Linked DNA regions of Mus musculus: all the other regions are linked to region 1. The links are chromatin loops, found by intact Hi-C in ENCODE. Cell type or tissue: left cerebral cortex. All regions are shown on one strand.

Region 1 (8,000 bases):
CTAGAAAGTCTGAAGAGAATCATGTGGTTTTGTTTTTTTTTTTGTATGTTTTGGTCTTAAAATAACTCACTTTACCTCATAAGAAAGTGTAAGTCAGAAGCATAACTTAGGTGCGGCCCTGCGCGTCACCTGGCTGACGCTTGTGACTTTAGAGAATGTCCTTGCACCCGGTAAGGTTATTAACACTTCTCCTGAAAGGCTGAACTAACGTGCTTTACACACAACGCACGCTTTAAACTTCCTCATGAGGAGGTTAGAGTTTGAAAAGATTTACTGACTTACCATCCTCTGAGCTCGTTTGTAGAAGTTAATAGAATCTCATTCCAGAACTCAAGAGAATTTTATTTGAGCATGTTTTGCTCATAATATAAGAAAAATACTTTTTCATAATACAGCTAATGCAGCCTCTAAATGATTAATCTTTTCAGCGAATCTAATATGTAAAAAATGTAGATTCATAAATAGACAAATTTGGGTATTCTTTAGTCTGTGAAAGGGATGATTCACCTCATGTTCTTTAAATGACGACATGACATTAAAAATGTTATTTGCTTAAAAAAAGTTATTTGATATTCCAAAATTCAATTTTTCACTTAACATTTTTAGAATACTTGCATTGTGAAGGTGTACAAGACAGACAGACAGTATCTGGTATTTTGTATTCACATTGAGTTATGAATGTAAATGTCTGTTTTGTGCCAAGTTCTAGGTTAGGTACTGAGGATCTGAGTGATCCAATTCTCAGAGCATTTGCTGCTGCAGCTGGAACCACTAAACCTGGGCTGTGGACCTTGGCTTCTTGCTAACTGTGTGAGAAATAGGGGGGATCTTAACCTTTCTTTCTCTGTCATCTGTAAGAAGATGAGTGACTGTCCTTTTGCCTGAGGAGTAATTGAGATATCTAGCTTGATACTTGCATACAGTAAAACACGTCAAGGCTGCCCCAGTCACTCACACCTGTAACCCAGCTCTAGGAAGCTCAAGGTAGGAAGGCCATCAGGAGTTTGAGGCCAGCCTAGCCTACAGGGTAAGGCCCTGCCTCAAAACGAAACCAGACAACAAGAACTTAATGAATGTTACCTTTTTATTAGTAGTGCCTTATAAGTAGCACTTAAGATTTCAGAGAAACACTGGAACAAGCTTATTCGGTATTTTCATCTGTAGGCTGGGATAGAGTCATCTGCTTTTTATTATTTGAGGGCTTATGTTTCATTCATTCTTCATGCTACACAGACACATTTTACAGTACAGCAGAAAGCCATAAATACATATTTGTTTTTCATATTTTAAAGTTGGGTGCAAGAGTCATTGCATGGGCTAGGTCCAAATACAGGCAAATGTATGTGCAGGTCCTGGAAGTGTAGTAACAACCTTTGCCACCTTCCTTTAAGAGGTGAAGAGACACTGATGAGTTCTTTATACCATTTGCTTATGAGAGAAACTACACAGTCATTGAAACAGAACGGTCAGGGAAGCTTTGCTCTTGGCCTGTTAGAACAGATCAAGATATCTTAGAAAGATCCCTGTAAATGTTTTAGAAAACTAACAAATTTAAAACTAGACATTTTCTGCATACCTACAACACAACATTTAGGTGCTTGAATCTGTAAATACAGTTAATTTTTAATTTGCAAAGATGCACTTCCTGTCAACTACTAATGGTTGTAGATCAGTATGGTGCCTTATACTTTGAGGGCTTAAATCCAGATGTGAATATTCATTTAAAGAACTACATAAACATGCATCAGATTCCTTTGGTAGTTCATAACAACAGTAATAAACTTGGTTATGAGAAACTAAATTCCCTTGTGAAATCATGGGAAGCCTTTCTTGCAGATCTGAGACTGGCTCAGCTGCGTCTCCAGTGACACATTATGTCAGTGCGTCTTTATTATCTGCACTGAAATCTTGGGAGAGAAAAAACTTGACTCTGACATTAAATCACTACCAATTTTTTTTCATTACCAAGTCCAAATGCCAAGGAAAAGTCAGCCCCTAGTCTGGGGGGTATATAAACAGTTGAATAGCAGCCACTGGCAATTGTACAGTTTTTTTTTTTTAATTGTTTCAATAGTCCCTGTAAGTCCTGATTAAGCCATATATAGCTCATTAAGAAAATTTGATACATAAGGCAAAGCATTTTTTTTCTTAATGTGACATCTGAGAAAAGTATGTAGTTGACATTGAGTGTTGTTTTAGTATAAATTTTTGAAGGACTTTGTTTGCACAGTACCTTTAAAGGATTTATTTCTTTTAGTCTGTATAGGCAACTTTTATATTACCTTAGATTTTGTAAGTAAAAGTCAGTTATAGTTAATAATAATTAATAGTGAGCCTCATTCTAAATTTTATATGTAACCAAAATGTTATAATATATGATTAACTATTTAAACTCAGCCAAGATAATCAACAGGTTATTTGGTTTATTTAATAAGGTTGGATTATAGTTGTTAGTTTCCATGATTGCTTCCCTGCCTCCTTTTTTTTTCTTTTTGCTTTTTTTGAGATAGAGCCTCACATAGTAACCCTTGCTGGCCTCAAACATGTGTTAATCCTCCTGCCTCAACTGGAAGGATTCAAACATGAATCACCACTTCCAGCTTGTTTATTTTAAACTTAAGACAATTTGTTCTTAGAAACTATTAGGAATGATGTAGGTGAAGCCACAGGAGTGGTGCAGGTGCTCTTTGCAACATAAGTGGGCACTCACATTTAGAGTTTAGCTAGGAGAATAGTCCTTAAACAGCCATTCATAAAATAAAGTTTAAAATTTCTGTAAATGTTAGCATGAAATAGAAATAATCCGCACAACTTTGTGATTTTGAGGTTTAGCATCAGAACAGATATTTTAGTGTAGCAGAACGGAAATTGAGTAGTTGGTGGTGGTGACTTTGTTAGGTTTTAGTATGAAATTTTGAAGGACTTTTTTTTACATAAAAGATTTTAAAAGATCAGTAAAGTTCTTCTCTAAGAGTGTTGTTAAATAATGTTCATTTAACATTTTGAGCTTGAAAACTGAGCATAGAGTGATTGTGAAATAGGCTCTTCCGTTCGCACACCCTGCACTCAGCTGGGACCAGGCCACCCATGCTGTGCTGTACTGGAAAGTGGTGGCTAATTTCTGTCCCTTGCTGATCAGCAAGGCGCAATAGCCTGACAGTTAATTGCATGAATGCAGAATACCGTGCACAGTCATCAAGTGGTACTATTCGTTTTTAAAGTGACACATGTAACTTTTATTGCAATCATTAATACAAGCAGAGAAGCTAGCAATGCTTTTATTTATTTTTTATTGTTATCAAGCAGTTTCCTAGAAATTTTCAGCAAAATATCAATTTAGCCATAATTCTAGTATGAAATACAGGAGCTATAATAAAGCTTTTGGTGCCTGCTATTTTAAAAGTCAAATCAGTAGCTCGAATGTGTTTTACAGTCACATTTTGATTCACTGTTACCCCTGCTTTAGGTAGCTCTGTACATTTATTTTGCTCTCCATGTTTATTTTATAAACCAGTTCATCTTCTTCATGGATTTTTGCTCTTAAGTAGAAAAGATTTTGAATCGTATGTTGTTAGCATTTGCAGTAGTGAATGATAGATGAAGTACCCAAGACATTCTCATTGAAAGACAGCTTAAGGGAAAAAAAAAAAAAAATAAATAGCAAAAGCATTGTCTTTATTTACAGTTTAGAAGACCACAGCTTCACTGTCGGTGGAAATGTGATGGCAGAACACCCCAGAGAAGGACATCTTTAGTGATAGATTTACATACCGTTAGCTCACAGTACTTGCTTAGCAGCCGGGCTCTGGACTAGCTGGCTGGGCACGTTGTTTGGGATGCCTTTGATTCTGTGGCTTCTGAAGCTTGCTGGCTGCATGCTTGTTGCCTTTGTTCATGAGACAGGTAATTACTTGATAAAATGAAGTGCATCGCTGTGAACAATTGACCCTTTGGAGCAGTCCAGGCTAGTCAGCAGTCTAAACCCACATTTTAAAGCCATCATTATGGCCTCAAACTTAAGAGTTTCCAAGGTGCAGACAAAGGTGTTGTCTTCCTTTAGTACAAGTCGAGTGCCGTTCTCAGACTTGATGAAGTATTTAAATTGAATGATATTTGACGACACAGAGAACTCCTCTGGAAACCCATCCAGCCTGCTTTTGGATACCAGAACAATGCGAGATTTTATTTTTGATATGAAATCAGGAGCATTACAGAAGATTCTCAGTCCTTGTGAGCGATCGTGATTATCTGTTATTTCCAAGAAAGTAGTCTCTCGGGGGGTCAGCTGTTCTTTTTCCCACCTGGATTTCACCTCCTCTGCCAGCCCCTTGAGCTGGAAGAATTCTGCTTCTTGAGCAAGAAGTTGATTTTCTCGAAATCCTTCGGGTAGTAGAAGTTCTCCATTTCGTAGGAAGTTTAGGACATGCCTGAAGAGAAGCCCGTCCCTGTCTATGAAGTAATGGCCATCAGCATCGAATGGACAGAGGATTTTCCCATTTACGATACCTTCAAGGAAAGTGTCTGGGTACTTGGTCAGTGTCTGCTTTTGAGTAATATATAAATATCCACCAACGTTGAGGGTCATCAGCGTGGATTTGCAGTTCTTGCCTTGCTCGGCATCTTCCACGCTGTTGTGCCTCCCTTCGTACTCCCTTTCCTTTTCTCTTCTGATTATTTTACGCTCCATTTTCAAGATGCTATTTCAGCTTGTTCTTCTTGGCTTGGAGATTTTTTTTTCCTTTTAAAAAAGAAACACTACCACACAAGCACGCCTTTATTCCTTCCCAGCCTGGCGATGCAATGAAATGCTGGTAGCACCGCCTGCGCTGGCAGCTGGGTTTTGCAGTAGGTGGCGTGTCAGCTATGCATGCAGGAGCTTTCTGGAGTAAGACGGAAAAGAGAATTTGCATTTAACTGTATCAGGGAAGGGATTTGTTGCAAAAGGATTTCTATGTCTATTTTATGAGTAAAGGAGACGTATTCAGGGCAAATTGACTTTCCTCTAACAAACTGCCACTCCACTTTAATTCCCAGGTAAATAAGAATTTCTGTCCATTTCTAAAGGTCTAAGGCATTGCTTAGTGTAAGTCATTAGACTAATACTGAGTTACACTGTCACCTTTTGGAAATAGAATGTGTTGCACTGGTATTATTTCAAATAAATCATAATAGGAGTCCTAAGGTGAAAGAAACTAGCATATAGATTTTTTTCCTATAAAAGTATAGTGTTTGCAGTGTTGTAGACCCAGACAAAAGTATTTAGGCTTGCTGTTGTGACACTGAATTTGAATTTAGTTGAATTTGTATGTGTTTTGGATTTGGGTCTCTTTGTTAAATGAGAAGAAGTTTGCATAACTTCTTTTCATACAAGGTTGTTTATTTACTTATTTTTTTTACTAAAAAGTTGAAAAAAGTCATGTAGACTGGTTTTGTAGTATTCATTCACATTTTGTTAGTTACAATTTCCTGTAAGAAATCCATGAGCTCATTTTACCCTGCTTCAGTGCTGCAGAGAAGGCTATAGCCATGTAGCCATGTACATTCAGAGAGAAAGCTGATTCTACATGCCTACTCTGTTATAGTGTCGTGGGCAAGTTCGGGTTTACTTGTTGTCTCACAGAGAGTGACAGAATAGTGTGAGTTGAATGCATTCCTGTCCCTTCGTCTTTAAAAATGCCTTCCAGAGCATTTTAGGATTCTGAGCTTATACTTTTAGAATCAGAGCCCCAGATATAGAAATCTGGGTGTGTTTCCAGTATGCATTACTTGAGCAACCTGTCTACTAAATTACCCTGAGGAACTCTGTTGTAAGGGCTTGGCTTTTATATGAAAGTCACTTATATTTCTGTTGAGTTAATGTTATTTTAAAATTATGTATATCTTGTTAAAGGTATTAAAATAGTTTCTCTTTTTAAAATGCCCAACTTTTATTTTCTGTAAATAGGGTTACATTTTCATTAGATATTTTTAAACTATATATTCTTTAGCAGATAATAAATTAACATTAATACTGAGGTTTTCAAAAATGAATTGAAATTGGACTAGAAATCTAAGGCACAATCATTTTTTAGTGGAAAGATGAGATTCAGCTTCTTTACCAAAGATGAAATTTCGTTCCAGAGAGCTTTTAGTGTTTTACCTGGGTTTTGTAACTGCTTTGATAGAACCTCTCAGCCCTGTAGCATTTAAGGAGAATGTGCTCTGACATTCTGACAGAGGGTGTGTGTGTGTGTGTGTGTGTGTGTGTGTGTGTGTGTGTGTGTGTGTATTAGTGTTAGAATGAAGTTTGACTATGGGTGTGACTTATTTTAAGAACTGAATAGTTGTTGGTTGGAAGGTACCAGTTCAGAAATCAGGGAGTTTTTGTTACTATACAAGACTTCCCTTTTGTGTCTTGTCTGCTGTCTAGCATCTTAAGAAAGGAAACTGACATCTGATGCATGCCACCTCATCCATATCACTGCCATTTCAGCCACATGATTGCCTTCATGGAGTGCCAGCTTGGCTTGTGTGGACTCTTCTATTTATCTGTGATGGATGCTTATTGTAGGTAATCAGTTAGCTCTAAAACTATGTACTAGTGCTGGTGACAATATCAGAGACAGTTCCTGTTTATATGACTTTGTTTCCCTGCTTCACTACAGGGACAGAGTAGAATTAGGCAGTCCAGCAATTTCTATCACAGGAGGAGCCGAAGCCGTGCATCAAAGATTGACTGCTAGATGCCTTTGCCTCCAACTAAAGAGCATCTCATCTACTGTAGTCAGGGAGGCATCCTTGTGAAAAGGCCTGATTTCCTAAGAGTTGGAGCACACTTGAAATGGTAATACTTGCATGCACTTATCTGCAGCTCCCAAAAGTTGAGGCCAGAAGATCCTGAGTTTAAGGATATCCTAGGCTGTATAGTAATGTTCCATTTCAAAATAAATTAAAAAAAAAAAAAAACTCGGAAAACAACATAGAGAGATAACCTCTTAGACACCATAATCACGAACCTTATAAAAAGAGCCCTCCAGCAGCTTTGAGAATTTAAATCAGTCACTCATTTGAGTGTTTCCTATAGTTAAGCCCAATGCCTAACCAATTTGTGGGACTACTTCCCATTATGTGGTAGGTAATGCTCATCTACTGTCTGTAAAAGGCAGAATTTATTCAAGGCTAATAATGGAAGGAATTTCCATCTTTTCTACCAATGGGAAGTGATCAACATAGGACATAATTAAAATATATGCAGGTTCTGTATGTTGTAACATGAGAGGAAGCTCCCTCCTGATTGACAGCTACAGGAAGAGGCTAATGTCCCCAGACTCAGCAGATCCCTCTTCTGTGAGGTCCATTGCATTTCAGGGAACAGCAGTGGTTTTAGGAGCTTCCATTAACAGAAAGACACCTTGTCTTCACATTCTGTATCCCTGCCAGAACTTTTACTTATTTTCACATTTGCTTGTATTGCTCTCTCCTTTGAAATGGTGAGTTCCGTGACTTTAGAAAGAAAAGGTGAAAACAGCTAGGGCTGTCGATCTGTGCTTGACCGTCGGTTCCTCTGACCGTGGCTCCTATTCTGTTTCCAGGGTATTGATCTGTGCTTTGACTTCACTGCTTTTACAAGCCCAGTTTCTTATCTGCCGTGTCCCTTGTTTCTTCATAGTCCCTCTTCATAATGAGGGTTAAAGCATTGGCTGTGAGTGGCATTCATACTGCTTGATACTTACTCCCTATGAATATTTTATGTTAGCCTTTTTGTTTATTTAAAAATAAAACACCACTGAATAAAAAAATGTTCATGTGAGTTTAGTTCTGTTTGCATGCCAAGGTTAGTTGTGTTTGAAATACCAATTAGCATTGGCTGTTTCCTTGGGACAGACTAGTACTGACACAAGTACAGTGTCAGCTAACTGCCCACAGCATCACTCACACTCTGCAGAGGACCTGAATCTTCCTGGAACTCATGGGCACAATCCCTGGCCAGAAAAGCAAGTGAGTGAATGTGTCATTCATGC
Region 2 (8,000 bases), 450 kb before region 1:
CCGTCTGAGGACTGCTTCCGTTGGTTACTGCAGACAATTGCTTCCCAGTGCTTCCCTGGAACACAGCTCTACCCCAGTGACTCCTGACCCGCCTTGACCTCAGTCACTACGCATCTGTTTAGGAAACTGCTCTGCACTCTCACACTGGGATTCACTCTACGGATAAAAACCAGTGTGCAGTATCCTCTGACTTAACTGTGGACAGCAGGTCTTCCCAGGCCTGCCATCTCCCTACCAACAGGAGGAAAAACAAAGGAGGAAGCCCTCCCAGGAGCTCACAGACAGTAATTAAGAAAACCTTCCCAGGTTTGTTACCAGTGTGTGGTAATGTCATGTCTCTATGTCATCTGTCTTTCACATCTTAGGTTGACATCTGTATTATATAGTTATTTTAACAAGGAACTTCACTCAGTTCACACCCTTTTGGTTTAGGAAACAAAAAAATTAGAGTAAATAGTTCCTTAAACTAAAATTACAGGTGAGGATCAGAATGATAAAGATAAAATTAAAGGTTGAACAATAGTTATAATTGCACGAAACAGTCCATCTTGTGAGGTACTTTTGTAGGAGGGTAAGGACTACATTTAGTTAGTAACAAAATTTAAGTATATGACTATTAGAAAAACAAAAAAACTAAAAAAGTATTTTCACCTGTTTCAATGTTAAATGACTTGGGAAAAAAATAGTGAAAACTTCACCAGAACACATGGCCTTGTTTTCTCTTTATAAAACTCTTTTGCAACATTTTCAGTTTTTCAAAGTAAACCCACAAATATACAAATAGAATATAAATGTTTCAACTAGAATAGTTGAAAGTTTAATGTCAAATATCTCAAAAAAAAAATCCTAAAATAATTAACTATCTTAAATGTTTTTTCAAAACTTCAGTGAAAAAGAAGTCTTTTTACAACTACTATACTTCTCTGTTTATATATACTGGCAAACTTGCAAAAAGAACTTTCCTTTTTTTAAAAAAAAAAAAAAGAAAGAATCTTAAAGTAATATAAAATCAAAGTTCACAGTCTGACTCACAAGTGTGATTTAGCATATTATTTCCAGCATAATTGGAAAAAAAAAAAATGCTGGCCTAATACTGCCTTTTAGCCTGTCTGTCTTTTGGCGAGAAGAGAAAACAGGTGGGACAGATAACCAGTATAAAATCAGCCCTTGTAAGACTGACCTCACTCTTTAAAATGGCTACCACTTTTATCTACTATCAGAAGACAAGACTGTACAGCATTACTGACTACCAAGGATAAATGTAGGTATTCTGCCCTTGGAAAATACGCTTTAAGGCGCACATTCCTCTTCTGTTCCGACAGAGTTTACAGAAGCTAACAACAGTCTGAGGGCAGCCTATATCACCCAGATTAGGTCATCTTTCCCACAGTGCCTTAGGAGGGCAAGCAGGTAACTGTATCTTTCACAGCGTGAGATCAAACATACTAGGAAAGAAAAGGGCTGTACCGCAAGAACAGACGTGGCAACCACACCCCCAACAAGAAATCACCATAAAGATTCTAGTAGCTCCAAAGAATAGCTTTAACTATTTCGTGGGGTAACAAAAGGTAAGCCGCTTTTCATAATCTTCTCAAAAGCACTTTATAACTAATAAAAGCTACCTGGTAGCCCCAAGTCTATTTGGCATATACACTTACACTTTATAACTACCGTGAACATTACTGTCATAACCTAGTCTGCCTCCCAACCACTCTGAAACCATTCCGTGACATTCTTCCTCTGGGAAACTTACCATGAATATGCACTTCTCACATGCAAACGAAAAGGTGTAGGTATATATACATATGTATATATGTATATGTGTGTATATATGTACATATATATGTGTGTATATATATATCTTCAGACTAACTGCACCCACACGTATTGTATTGCTACTTGAGAGATTAACTTGGAACTGCCCGATGGCTGCAGAAGCACGTGATCTTACCTCTCGTCCTCGCCATCCACCAGGGGTGTTGTCAGCGGTAGCACCTTCAACGGGAAGAGAGAAGCAGGGGCTGCTAGGCTGCTGCTACTCCCATCTGAAACTGCTGACATTCCCCCACTGTCACCACTCATAGTCTGAGGTAAGCCGCCTAAGGAGGGCTCCGCTGGGCGCCTGGCATCTTCCATTTGGCTTCCAATGGCCTGAGCTAATGATTGTGTAGAGAACTGAGTAGAACTTAGTGGTATCTGTTGTGCCAAAGGCAAATTTATGTTAGTGGCTATCAAGGGAGATTGACTAACACTTTGAACCAAACTGCCATTTTGGGTGGCTGGGGGTTGTGCTATATTCTGTGGTGGAACTAAGTTTGTTGGGACAGAAGGCATTCCAGAAGGAGCGGCTGAACTAACCTGATTTGTAACAGAAATAGTGCTAGCAGAGGGCAGAGGACTGCCTGTGGGCAACTGCTGGGAAACAACCCCTTGGGCCACGGTTTCTACTCCCTGTGGCTGGGGAGGCACAGTTACCAAGGTACTCTGGGGTGCAATGACCAATTGTTGTGGAAGGCTTGAAGCACGGGTTTGAACTCCCTGATGAATGATCCCGGTTGGAGCAGGTAGGACTACTTGTGAAGATGGAGGAGCACCTTGCTGAATAACTGAAGGTGTAACTTGGGTAGAGGGCTGCTGTACTGCAGTGGGTATGTTTGCCTGTTGACCGATACTTGCAATCTGACCGCCAGTTGGTACAGTGGACACTGCTGTTTGAGCCTGGCCAATGGGCTGCCCAGCCGCCCCTGCAGGTTGTGTTTGTACTGCTGTGGGCTGCCCTGGCAGCTGGATCCCCTGTGCCTGAGCCACAGGAATCACTGATATTCCTGCCCCCGTGCCCGTGGAACTGGACTGCCCAGAGGACAATGCTGCTTGAAATATTGGCTGCTGCTGCTGCTGCACATACTCTGAAGTTGGATTTTGAGTCACTGGCTGGCCATGGCCTGGGGCTATCTGCGCAGGAACCATTGGTTGCTGCTGCCCATATTGTAACTGCTGGGGTGGTGCCCCTGGAAGAGGAGTTTGCACGGGAGGAGCTGTCTGAGAATATGGCAGCTGCGGTTGAGCCAGGCTGGAAACAGAAGGCTGCTGACCTACAGCCGCCGTGATGCCGACCACGCTGACAGGGGAAGGCTGGATACCAGTTGCGGCACTCATGGTGGCTTGCAGAGGGACAGGCTGAAGAGTCTGCTTCTGCTGAAAGCTCAACTCTTGAGGCTGTAACTGTACTTGTGACATCTGTGACTGAGAAATACTCTGTGGCATACTAACCGCCGCAATACTCTGTGGAGCAGGGCTACTGAACTCTAGCTGTTGGAGAGCCACACCTTGAAGACCTGGAGGCGCTGGTGGTAGCGGCGGCTGCTGCGGCGCCACCACAGCCGGGGCTCCCATCATCTCTCCACTTCCCACACTCTCCGTGTAGTGACTCAGTGTGCTCACACTACTGCTCACAGAACTCCCACTAGTGCTCTCCCTCTCCGAGGACGATGCTTCCGTGGGGGTTTGCTTCACCGTCTCCACCACTTTATTGACGGCCACGCCTTCTGTAGCTGGCACAGCGTTTTCCTTCTCATAGAATTCTGTGCAAGTCCATCGACCTTTTTTAAAGGGTTCAGAAGTAGAGTCTAACTTCACAACCCTGAACCTCGATGTGTTAACTGTTGGTTGCTGCTGCTGCTGCTGCTGCTGCTGACTGGAAACCACTCCCACAGTGATACCTGCAGCTGCATTAAGGACACTGTTAGCAACAGGAGAGGAAGAAACGGTACCATTGCCCATGCCACTCAAGATACTCGAATTAACAACACTGGTAACTCCAGGCCCACCACTTATGCTAGCAGCATTAGGGATATTGCTTGTATTTATATTAGCATTACCATGCACGCTGTTCGTCACACTGGGACTGAAACTACCCACAGCAGCAATGTTAACATTATTCGTAGCGCTCGTGCCAGTAACCGAATTTATACCTAGGCTTCCTGTAGTACTTGGAGTACGGATGTTCGTCATCACTGATGCTGGTAAGCCACTCGATGGTACTGCAGGAGGAGGTGCGACTGGCACACCACCATCAGAACTTCCAGTTGTAGAGAGTTTCCTGGACACTGGGCTCGAGGGTGGCCCTCCGGGAATGGATGGACCGGCCACAGCAGCATGTGATGAATGATGGTGCCCATGGTGAAGGTGGTGCCCATGATGAGGGTGATGGTGATGATGGAGGTGGTGGGGATGGGCATTCCCATTGATCACAACGTTCTGTTGTGGAAGGTGAGGCAAATGAGGCTGAGGAAGGTGGGGCTGGTTAGGAGAGACTGCCCCAGGTGTCTCAGCTTCCTGGAAGTTATTCAGAGTCTCCTCTGAGGAGCTTCGTTCAGGCTCACCTAAGTCAGTGGCCCTGGAAAGGGAGACGTCGAGGATCTCGGAAGAGGAGAGATCTTCCGTGTGCGACTCATCCAGATCGTCGTAGCTCTCGGTGTCCTCCGCGATGCTGTTGTTGGAGCTGATGCTGGCAGAGATCTGAGCCGGAGTAACGCTAGTTATCTGGAAGCCACTTTTCTTTTTCATCTGAGTTCCGCCTGGCGCAAGAGGCTGTCCCTGCAGCTGAGCCTGCGAGAGGAGGTTCAGGCTTTGTGGAGGCGGAGGCTGGGGTCCCTGCGTGGAAGATGCAGCAGGAGGCGGCGGCTGGAGCAGCGAAGGAGGAGGAAAATCTTCAGAAGATGGAGCAGCACCACTGACGCCCGTACCTGCTGCATTGAGAGCAGAGGCGCTGCCACCACCGCTGCCCCTTCGAGGGAACATTGCCGGGTGCGCCATCTTCCTAGCACTAATGTCTGCAGCAGCGGCCGCCGCGGCGGTGGACTCCGGCGGCTGGTGCATTGTGCTGGGTACCGGGGGGCGGAGGAGGCAAGTGCAATTTCCTTCTGCACCGTAATCTTTGTATGGAGAAGCCGGAGAGACGAACAGGACCTGAAGCTCCGCCCGACGCGATCCCTCCTCCTCCTCCTCCTCTGCCGAAGGCGCCGGCTGCTCGTGCCTTCGAGGGCTAACTTCGGGAAGGGAGGATGAACCGGGTGAACCAGGTGGCTGGGGAACCGAAGGGGGACCCCTTCAGTCCTTCGCCATTCACTTCCCCCTCCAGTCACACACCCCCCTTTATATTCCGCTTCACGTGGGGTGCGGGGCGGGAGGGAGGGGAGCCCAGGAGGGGGCGGGGGAGGCGAGGAGAAGCGAGAAATGCCCACCTTCTTTGGCCAACTCCGGAGCCAGCTCAACCCCCTCCTCCCGCGGCGACGGCCGCTGCAAAAGCCCCTCCGCTCGTCCTGCACCGAGGCAGCGCGGAGCGAGCGGTCGCCCCGGCCCTCGCCACCCCCGGCGCCGCGGCCGCCGGCGAGCCCTGAGCTCAGCGTCGCTCCAACCTCCCCTGCCGGCGCGGCCGGCCCCGCTCGGGCCTCCCCCCACGGCCCGCGGCCCCTCTCAAACCCCCTGGGCTCGCGACGGCTGCTCCGGGAGGAAAGGCTGGCCGCGGCTGGGGCCCGGGCGGCGCGGCTGCGAGCGGGGCGGTGGCGGGGCGCCCGGTACGGTGAGCCCAGCAACGAGGCGCGGGCGGGCGCGCAGAGACGCCGGATCCTCGCGGAGCGCGGCCGGGGCGCGGCGGCGGCGGCGGTGGCGGCAGCAGCAGCGGGAGCCCAGGGACCGCTCCATCACTGGCAGCCATGGAGCCCGAGCATTTTCCTCCCTCGGGGCAGGCGCTCGGCTCGCCACACGTCCTCGGAGAGGAAGGGCGCCGGCGCCCGGGCTGCTCCGGCGGGCGGCGGGACGTGCGCGGGAGCGGAGGGGCGAGCTCGCGTCCTCTTCTCGGCCCGCCGGCTGGTTCGGCACCGAGCTGCTCCCGCGACCGGGAGGGAGGGAGAGAGGGAGGGAGGGGGCCGCGGGCGGCGGTGGCTCCTTTTCGCGGCGGTGGCGGCCAGACGGGGCTGGTGCAGCGGCTGCAGCCGACGCCGTTCAAAGAAATGAGAGGTGGGGTTGGTCGGTGGCGGCGCGGGGCGGGGGAGTGGGAGGGCGTCGGGCGAGGAGGGGGCTGTGATGGTTGTTACTAGTGCTCTTCTCGGGCTGCTCCGTATCCCCTGGTCTCTCGCGGCATCAAGAGAGGAGGGACCAGCGCCCCAGCGCGAGAGGAGGAGGGTCGAGCTCTGACCGAGGAGAAGGAGGAGGAGGAGGTGGCAGGGGGGAGGGGTCGTGGAGGAGAGGAGGGAAGATGGCGTCTGCGCGTGCGCGCCGGCGCTGCAGACATAAAGCCGGGTCTGACCAGGGGAGGTGGCCTGTCTTCGGTCCGCGCCGAGCTCTCGGCTCCGTCTCCCACGGAAATTACCGAAGGCCGGCGGAGTCGCCGACGCCGGAGGGCGGTGGGGGGTGGGGCACTCGGGCGCGCGAGCGAGCGAATCCGGGTCGCGTGGAGAGGCTGGGGTGGGGCTGGGAGGGGGGGGGGGAACCACGCCGCGCGCGTGCGCGCAGGTTAGGCGTGTCCGCTGCTGTCTCCCACGCGGACCCCGGCGGCGAGGCGGGTGCGGAGCGCTAGGTCTCGGGTGTGCGCGCCCTGGGGCGGTGGCTCCCCCGCCCCGGCCTGCGGAACGGGTAATGAGGCTTTTCTCCTCAGCAACAGCAGCATCACGAGTTGCAGCTCCCAGGAGCCCTCCGCTGCTGCCACGACATGAGTCAGGCTTTCTTCCTCGGCGCGTGGCGGAACCCTCCTCCTCCTCCTTCTCCAAGCAGCAACCTGGCCTCCCCCTCGACCCGCACCGCCCTCGCCCCTTCCGGGGATGCCCCGATAGAATCGGGTGTCTTCCCCCACAGCAGTGGTACCTTTTGTGCAGAGCGGTGGTAGTTGCCACGCGGTCCCTCGCCCTTCGACGGGCAGGGTCGAGACTGCTAGCATGTGGCACGGATGTTTGCAGGGAATCTCCCAAGCCCCTCCAAGGGAAGGCTCTTACAAAAGGGAGTGATCCTTGCTGTCCTTCCTTATCGGGTGGGAAGAAGCTAGCCGGCCCTGCCAGCTAACCAACCAACAGGTGGAGCTTCCCTCCAGCCATTTATTGTCTTTGTGTCCTTGCTGTGGCCCTTAGAGAGGTAAAAGGTTAGGGCTTGGTTTTAGTGGAATTTAAAGGAAATTTGTAAAGAATGCCTTTTAGGGCTAGAAAAGCAAAAAGACTGGTAAAGTGCCCCCCCCCTTTTTTCTTTTTAACTAAAACTAGATTTCATGGATTTAGGTAGGTTTGCTTGGAGACAATTTTCTGTTAGCTGCCTCCGAAGTATTACATGTCAAAACCTCTCAAAGCAGGGCTTTGCTTCTAACCAAGAATGTAAATCTCACCCAGGAAATTTTTTAAGCTGAGGTGAAAAGGGTTGTTTGAGAGCGGTTTGTTTCTGTTCTAGTTTAGGTTTCAGGGATACAAATTGATCAGAAGAGAGACCTCTGACTCGGGAAATCACCAATTTCGTTTCTGAAGGATAACACCCAACAAACAGAAAACCAAAAACTGTTACCAGCAGTTTAACACCCCTCATTCTGTACATTAAGAGTTTGAATGTCACCTATATACTGTTGACATCTTGGCATCCTTTATCTGGTCTGTACCAAACTCTCACACGTGCCACCTCATACATGTCCCCTACAAAACAGGTGAAATTCACATTATTTTGATTTTTTTAAATGAGTTGAGGGTCTCAATAGAGATGGAAGAGTAACCTTCAACTCACTGTACCCCGCCTTTAGGTTCTGGAGCGTTGTAATTACAAGCCTTCACCAGCCTGTCCACTTCCTAATATAGAATTCTCTGCTAGGTAAAAAGTATGTGCTCACAAATTCTGGAAGTAATAGATTATGATAAGTCATTTTGAAAAACATAAAACTGCATTGTGCCTCAGTATGTTAATACCTGTACTTTCAAACAACTGAAGCCATTTGAGTATTTTACAAATTTAATCATTTCACTGGGTATGGT
Region 3 (8,000 bases), 87 kb after region 1:
CTTTGACTCCCGAATGCGGGATTAAAGGCGTGTGCCACCACACCCGGCTTGCATGCCCTGCTTTTTTTTTTTTTTTTTTTAATCTTTTCTTTTTTTTTTTTTTTTTTTTTTTTTTTTTTTTCCTTTTCGTTTTTCGAGACAGGGTTTCTCTGTGTAGCCCTGGCTGTCCTGGAACTCACTTTGTAGACCAGGCTGGCCTCGAACTCAGAAATCCGCCTGCCTCTGCCTCCCGAGTGCTGGGATTAAAGGTGTGCGCCACCACGCCCGGCTACATGCCCTGCTTTTTAACACAGCTTCTGGAGAGGGAATTCAGGTCCTCATACTTACATGGTGAGGACTTTATCGACTGAGCCATCTCCCCAGCCCCATTACAGTCTCTAAACCACTAGATCTTGCTGTTGGGAAGGGGTCACTTCGATATTTTCTGCTATTGAGCTGTTCTTATTCTGATTTTAATCTTTTCTTTTCTTTCTTTCTTTCTTTCTTTTTTTTTTTTTTTTTTGAGACAGGGTTTCTCTATGTAGTCCTGTCTGTCCTGGAACTCACTCCGTAGACCAGGCTGGCCTCGAACTCAGAAGAACTCAGAAATCCGCCTGTCTCTGCCTCCCAAGTGGTGGGATTAAAGGCGTGTGCCACTACCGCCAGGCTCTGATCTTAATCTTTATCCTCAAAAAACAACAACCAGCTCCCTCCATGATGTTAGTAAGCGTGATGCTTTTTCTATATGAAGGAATTGTGGATCTGTATGTCCGCTTGTGCAGGAGCCCTGCTGATCTCCGCGAGGTTCCCGGTTTAGGATAAACTGCCAGGCCCAGTGCAAACTTGGCCTTCTTGACACAGCATTCGACTGGCAAGCACCTTCCACTGAGGGTCACTGCGGTCCTGAAGCTGACTGCCTCCCCTCCCCCTTTCCCTCCCCCTCTCTCCTTCTCCCCTTTCCCTTTCCCTCCCCCTCTCTCCTCCCTTCTCCCTCTCCCTCCTCTCTCCTCTCCTCTCTCCCTCTCTCCCCCTCTCCCCCTCCCCTCTCCCCTCTCCCCCCCCTCCCTCTCAGAAGTGCTGCAGAGTCTCTATTGTGCTGGGATCCGCGGCACAGCTCTTTAATGCTTGAGCGCCACCTCAGCTGTCAGAAGTTAAGGCTCTCTGCTGAGTGATTGTCGGAGCCCTTCTCTTTGCTTTTAATATCGTGCAAGGTCACTCAGGTTAGAACTGAGTTCATCGCCTTTCTCCATTGTGGGGGGGCTTAGAACCTTGATTCCTTGAGAAAAAATAATATAAGAATTACCCCAGCTATCTTTCAGAGTTGGCCAGTGTCTGGTCATCCACGGAAAGACTTGAGTTATTTATTATACAGCAAAAGTGATGCAGACGTGGACTTGTGTTGATTTTCATTGTGCAGTATAACTCTCCGTGTGCTAGATGACATTAGCATGCAGAAAGAAACAAGGGGAATGTTCCCAGCCAAAGGCAGGCGACTTGTTCTTCTTAATACATTGTTGTCATGATCGAAGAATACATGTGCTTAATAATAATTGTGTTTTGCTACAGACAGGACTCACCAGGACTTTAAAGAGCACTTGTGGTTCTTACAGAGGATCTGAGTTCAATTCCCTGACCCGCAAGCGTTTGTACCAGTTCTAGGTATCTGATGTCTCCTTATGACCTCCAAGGGCATCAGGTACTCAAGTGGTACACAATATACATGCAGGCAAAACACATGCACATAAAATAAATTTTGATTTAAAAATTGCGGGGGGGGGGGGGCGGGGGGCGGCTGGAGAGATGGCTCAGCGGTTAAGAGCACTGACTGCTATCCCAAAGGTACTGAATTCAAATCCCAGCTACCACATGGTGGCTCACAACCATCCATAATGAGATCTGATGCCTTCTTCTGGGGTGTCTGAAGACAGCTACAGTGTACTTACATATAATAAATAATTTTTTTTTAAAAAGGGCATGCTCCCAACACAAATCTCTCCAAGAAATTGCTTCCTGAGCTGCTCTTCCAGAGGTCCTGAGTTCAATTCCCAGCAACCACATGGTGGCTCACAACCATCTGTAACAGGATCTGATGCCCTCTTCTGATGTGTCTGAAGACAGCTACAGCCTGGCAGTGGTGGCGCACGCCTTTAATCCCAGCACTTGGGAGGCAGAGGCAGGCAGATTTCTGAGTTTGAGGCCAGCCTGGTCTTCAGAGTGAGTTCCAGGACAGCCAGGGCTACACAGAGAAACCCTGTCTCAAAACAAACAAACAAACAAAAAAAGACAACTACAGTGTACTCATATAAATAAAATAAATAAATCTTTAAAAAAGAGAGAGAGAGAGAAAGAAAGAAAAAGAAAGAGAGGGAGAGAGAAGTCTCCTAGTCCACAGAAGGAGACTTTGTGCTCATAGGAACTAAATCTCTGGGATGCTGGTTTGTTTGTTTGTTGTTTTTTTTTTTCCTCTTTCTGTTTGTTTTATTTGGGAATTCACTGTGTAGCCCAGGCTTACCTCAATCTCAGCAATCCTGCTTCCGCTTGGGGAATTGCTGGAGCTATCCCAGAAGTGGCTGTGCTAGCCCAGTCAGTAACATGATTACAGATGATACCTCACTGAAAGCTAAAAGGGAGATCCAAGCTGACACCACCCTAGGTCCTGACCTACAAAACTCACAGATGGTGTTTGTTGTTTCCTAGACTACCGTTGAGGGTTATTTTGTAACAGTAATATATAATTAATACAGTGAGTCATGCTAGACGAGAGGCAAGCAATTAGCATATATTTCAAAATAAAAGCTACCTACTTTGAATTCTTTTTACTTTCTTACTCACATGGGGTGTGTGTGTGTGTGTGTGTGTGTGTGTGTGTGTGGTGTGTGTGTGTGTGGTGTGTGTGTGTGTGTAGTGTGTTCACTGGGGATGCAGGTACCATGGTATATGTATGTAGGTCAGACAATTTATAACTTTCAGAATCAGTTTTCTCTCTGTGAGTTCAGGATGAACTAAGTTGTAAAGCTTGGTGGCAAGTACCTTTGCCTCTCTCTCTCTCTCTCTCTTTCTCTCTCTCTCTCTCCCTCTCTCTTCCTTTCTTGTGTGCACAGGCCCATGTGACATGGCATAGGTGTGGAGGTCAGAAGACAGCCCTCTGGAGTCACTACTTCTCTCCTGTCACCTCCTGTCACCAGGGATGGAACTCAGGCAGTCAGTTCTCTGGGCCGGCCTCTATCCACTGGCCCCTTCTCTGCCTCTAGTCAGATTTTTTTTTTTTTTTCTTTGCAACACATGCTTACTTGGGGTATATTTCGCTCACTGCTCTCCTCTGTGGATACACACCCCCACACTCGGGGTTGCTCGCGTCATTCATGGTTGCATGGTTTGTAGCTGGTCGTTGCTTAAGGACCCCAGGAGCAGGACAAATTGAGAGGGTGGGCTGAGCACTTAGTTATCCACTAAGCAACAGCAAACTAGACCTAAAAACAAAGTCAAGAATTTGAAATCCAACCATGAGCGCCTCTCCATCGTCCAGTTCCAGCGAGCCTCAGCTTCTCCGCCCCGCCCCGCCCTGCTCCCCTTCCCCTGTCTCAGGGTCCTTTTCAGCCTCCAGCCCTGAAATCTTCCCGTCCAAGCCTCTTTGTGCTTCAATTTACCTTGGATTCTTCAGGTAGCAAGCGAGCTCCCTCTGCTGGCCGTCTAATGAAACACATCATCCAAACTGACAGGGCCCGCCCTTTGAAACAGAGGATGCTCATACAGAGTTGAGTGCTGGGATTAAAGGCGTGCGCCACCACGCCCGGCGAAATGTTTTTTCTTACACACAGAGTACATGCAGCAGCTAGAAGTATGGTATCCAAAAAGGGAAAAACAGCCACTTACTGTACTGTTTTGCTCAGTTACAGACATTTTGTCATTCCTTGCCACGTTTATCTAGATACAGATAGAGTGCAAACCACCGGTTATTATTAGTTGTTCTGATTTTAATAAGCTGCCTTATTGCCCAGTTTAATTCTCCTAGAAAGCCTCGGAGAAGGGATTGTGAAGTTTGTTAGATTTTGCGTGAGAGCTGGAATACCAGAGTTGACTCATCTCTTACTTTTCTATGTTTGTTCTTGTCAGAACCCCTGGGACGTGGTTTCAGGTAGTAAGTCTCAATTTGTTCACCCTCTCGTCTAGAACCCCCCACAATTGTATCGTGGCTGCCTTCCTCCTTCCTTTGGGGAAAGAAAGAGCAGCAGTGAGACAGCCACAGGAGGCACTATGGGGTAATAGCAGATGTGTGTACAAGGGGTTTTAGACAAAGAGTTCTGGGTGGCGCCTATATGGTTAGGGCGCTGAGTTCTTAAGTCTCTACAAAGAATAAATTCAAGAGAAACCCATACTAACCACTTTGACTATTTTGAATACCTATATAAATAAATTAGCAACAGACTTAGACCAAACATAAAGGTCCCAACAGATCCACTTTCCTTCCCAGGGGAATGTTTGGTATCTTTCTGCTTATAGAAGCGAGACAGCCTTCCCCTCCACTTAGCCACCACGCATTTCAGCGATGAGATGCAGCCGAAGCCATTTGCCTCCTACCACCTGCCTTCGATTGTAAGTTTTCACCTGGATGGCTTTTAGCAACATCGAGTAACAGCATTGAGTTCCATTGCTAAGCAATGGGCCAGGCCTGGGCTCCCCCAGCCACAGTGGGTCGGGCTCCCGATTCACAAAGGAACTTCACTGTACCAAGAAGAGGCTCTTTCGATTTCCCTTGGCCTCTTTCCTTCTTTCCCCCAGCCCCTCCCAATGTGGACACGCTGACATTTTCATCCATCTCAGAACCACTTGGCTCAGCAGGCGCCCTCTTCCAAGCAACTCTCCATCACTCAACTCGAGAGAGGCCAGAAGGCGGCCTTTAAGCCCTGAGTGCTGCGAACCACAAATAGTCTTTTAGGATCCATTTCTCTCTCCTCCAGGCCAAAGCCAGCTTGTTTATGAAATAGCTGCCACCGCAGTGGCCCACTCTCTGTCATCAGGCAGTACCGCTTCTTGCCGTCCCCGGAAAAACGCTAGTAGAGGAGGAGGAGATGGATAATGTCAAGCCGATGAGTTGCCTCCCCACCCACCCAGGCTCATGGGGAAAGCTAGAAGGATGGAGGAGGCTCCCGGGTCTGACAGCGTTCTTTTTGAGTTTGGGTTTTTGAAATGTAGCTCAGTCTCCAGGACCAGGGAGGGCACCGGGGGCACCTGGCTGCGGACCTGCCCCTCCACTCTCCACAGCCTGGCAGAATTTCTAAAGACCAGAGACTTAAAGCCGGGGGGCGGGGGCAGGGAACCGGGCCCCCACACAATAACCTCTTTTCCCTACTAGCCCTCTGGGCCTGAGCTCAATAGTGATCTGAGCTTTCTCTAGAGTGACCATGCCACAAGTCACTTCCTAGCCCATGGGTGTTCAGCATGTTTCCCAGCAGCTGTGACACAGGACCCCAAAAGGCAGACTGGAGACGTCCTTAGAATTGCCCTAGCCTGGTCCATTCCAATTAACAAGTTGCTGTGATGAACACCGTAAACAAAAGAAAGCATCTTGTGTGTTGGGGGTGGGGGGTGGGGTATGTCATCTTACAGCCCTTGGATGGCGCCATCACTGAAGGAACGTAGAGCAGGCACTGATGCAGATATCGTGGAGGCGTGCTACTTTCTGGCTTGCTCAGGACTCAGGACCAGTGGGACGACCCTCCCACATCAACCATTAATCAAGAAGATGCCCCTACAGACTTGCCTACAGGCCAATCCAAGGGAGGCTTTTTCTCAATGAAGGTTCCCTCTTCCTAGATGACTCTAGTTTGTGTCACAATGACAAATGGCTAACCAGCACAGGAGATCAGTGGTGAACCTTTTTTTTTTGGGGGGGGGGAGGGCTGGTTTAATTGGAGAGTTAAGTCCTGAGTGGGTGGCCTTGAAGGTAGCCTAACTCCACCTCTTCCTCCCTTTGCTGCCAGGCCACCGTGAACGGGCATCTTGTTAGGCCATGTGCACTTGCCCTGATGTGTTGTCTCACTACAGGCCCAGAACAGTAGGCAGCCAAACTGAGAACCTGCTCCTCCTTCTATCTCTGTGCCTCGATCCTTCCGTGTGGAAGAGGAATTTTCACTCTGTGGAAATCTACGTTAGAAATACATTCAGCTGGGTTTCTATGAGTTCAGGGCCATCCTGGTCTACAGAGCAAGTTCCAGGACAGCCAAGGCTACGTAGAGAAACCCTGTCTTGAAGAAATCAAAAAGAAAAAAAAAAGAAAGAAAAGAAAAAAGCAATGTGTACTTTTTAAACACTGGGCGCACAGCCAGGATCTGCGAGGAAACCATGAACTTGGGTTTTTGAGCAATCGCCAGCTGCTGAGATGATGTGGAACCTTCCAGATGGACTGGCCGCAGGTTGCATTGTGAAATAGGAATGAGCTTCTTGCAGGGCAGGTGTGATGTTATGGTTTAAGTAGATGTTTGGCTGTCACACTTGACTTGAGGGGCAGACAACGGTGCTTAATCTTGATTGTCGACTCCATCGGGCTGAGAGATGCCTCCAAGTGCGGTGAAGTGTACGTCCGTCCGTCTGCTGGGTTTCCGGGAAGGATCAACTGAAAGAAGGTGGGGAGCGACACCCTCAGAGTGGGATGCACTGTGCCCACATACCCCAACCCGAGAATCCCAGCACTTGGGAGGCAGAGGCAAGTGGATTTCTGAGTTCGAGGCCAGCCTGGTCTACAGAGTGAGTTCCAGGACAGCCAGGGCTACACAGAGAAACCCTGTCTCAAAAAACCAAAAAAAAAAAAAAAAAGAGTGAGAAACCCAACAGCAGGCACAGGCTCCTGTCGCCTCACTCTTGGCTATGCCGAAGCCTCCTACCACAAAGGACTAAAACCTTGAGCCAGAACACAGCTTCCTTCCCTTAACCTGTTTTGCTCAAGTATTTTTTCACAGCAACAAAAGGCTACCTAACACTAAGTTCAAGACTGTATGATTTGGAATGAGAAAATAAATCACACACAAATACACACACACAAAAAGGTCAAGGTTTTAAAATCCTAATTGTGCTGCTGGTTTTTGTCAACTTCACACAAACCTAGACCCTGATAGAGAAACAAACCCAACCCCCAACCCCCCATCAGATTGCCCGTGGGTCCCTAGGGCATTTTCATGATGTGGGAGGGCCCAGCCCACTGTGGGCGATCCCATCCCTAGGCAGGTGGTCCTGGGTTGTGTAATAAAAGCAAGCTAAGCAATTCAGGAGGAGCAAGCCATAGCACCATTCTTCCATGGTCTCTCTCTGAGTTCCTGACCTTAATTCCTGCCCTGTGGACCTCCTCTGACGACAGACTGCGTAGTGAAGGAAGAAGCCAAAGCCATCCTTCCCTCCCCAACTCTCTTTTGGTCGTGTACGTTTTCACAGCATTGGAAACCCTCACAAAGACACTGACATACTCCAAAACAAACCAAAAAACATGATGTTTTTTTATGAATTGTCTGCCATATCTCAAATTTTCTAATTAAGTCACAAGCCACTTGGCCACCTCTTTTATTCTATAGATATTTACAAAAGCATCTGAACTCTGTAAGAGAAAGTCTACCATCTCCTAAAAGCTGTAAAGATCTGCCAATCCTGGGCCTCCATCCTAGTATCCCGACAAACAACCTTGGAGCAGTTTCACGTAGAGATTTGCCCATAGGAAGCGCTGGATGTTTCTGCACGCTGGCTTCTGGAACATGTGCTTTATAACGTGTTTTCCCACCACTATTGCACACTTCCTTTACTGGGCACTGGAAATTTTATCTTTTAAGTTACAAGTCACACTGTTCTATGCGAACGGTCACAGTGGACAGGAGAGTTTCTGGGAGTCATTTGTGCAATCATGCAAATGACTGGAAACAATGGAACTGGGTGCTGTTAAACTCAAATAAGAGAGGGGAGAGATGGCTCGGCAGTTAACAGTGCTGGTTATTTAATTATTTAAAAACAAAAAACAAACAAACAAACAAACAAAAAAA

The links. Peaks named below come from ENCODE experiments on the same cell type or tissue, not always from the same donor. Only the 100,000 strongest peaks of a DNase experiment are listed, where the experiment ranks them.
Region 2: a loop joins it to region 1, with 4 times the contacts of the local background. A loop is called at or near these places in 2 of 42 quality-filtered maps.
Region 3: it touches region 1 in a loop (7-fold over the local background); 6 of 42 quality-filtered maps call a loop at or near these places.

The regions. Positions count from the first base shown.
Region 1 is chr14:75,959,278-75,967,277 of GRCm38, reverse strand. The region is part of intron 4 of Gtf2f2 (general transcription factor IIF, polypeptide 2); the gene reads left to right. It overlaps Kctd4 (potassium channel tetramerisation domain containing 4), which reads right to left. Exons shown (of 2, transcript NM_026214.3): 2 at 2,061-4,880. The coding sequence starts at 4,687. The coding sequence ends at 3,908. Among named protein-coding and RNA genes, the nearest start is that of Kctd4, 8.3 kb to the right of the region's middle. In left cerebral cortex, a CTCF peak has its summit at 4,847; DNase peaks (open chromatin) are centred at 1,799, 3,105, 3,945, 4,811 and 2 more places; H3K4me3 peaks cover 5,027 bases; H3K27ac peaks cover 5,328 bases.
Region 2 is chr14:76,412,961-76,420,960 of GRCm38, reverse strand. Tsc22d1 (TSC22 domain family, member 1) reads right to left here and starts at 5,140. Exons shown (of 3, transcript NM_207652.3): 1 at 1,952-5,140. The coding sequence starts at 4,878. In left cerebral cortex, a CTCF peak has its summit at 4,577; DNase peaks (open chromatin) are centred at 3,466, 4,013, 4,825, 6,311 and 1 more place; H3K4me3 peaks cover 6,680 bases; H3K27ac peaks cover 3,378 bases.
Region 3 is chr14:75,872,166-75,880,165 of GRCm38, reverse strand. No RefSeq gene overlaps it. Among named protein-coding and RNA genes, the nearest start is that of Gm52138, 15 kb to the left of the region's middle. In left cerebral cortex, a CTCF peak has its summit at 3,674 (motif pointing left); DNase peaks (open chromatin) are centred at 3,675, 4,125 and 5,028; H3K27ac peaks cover 174 bases.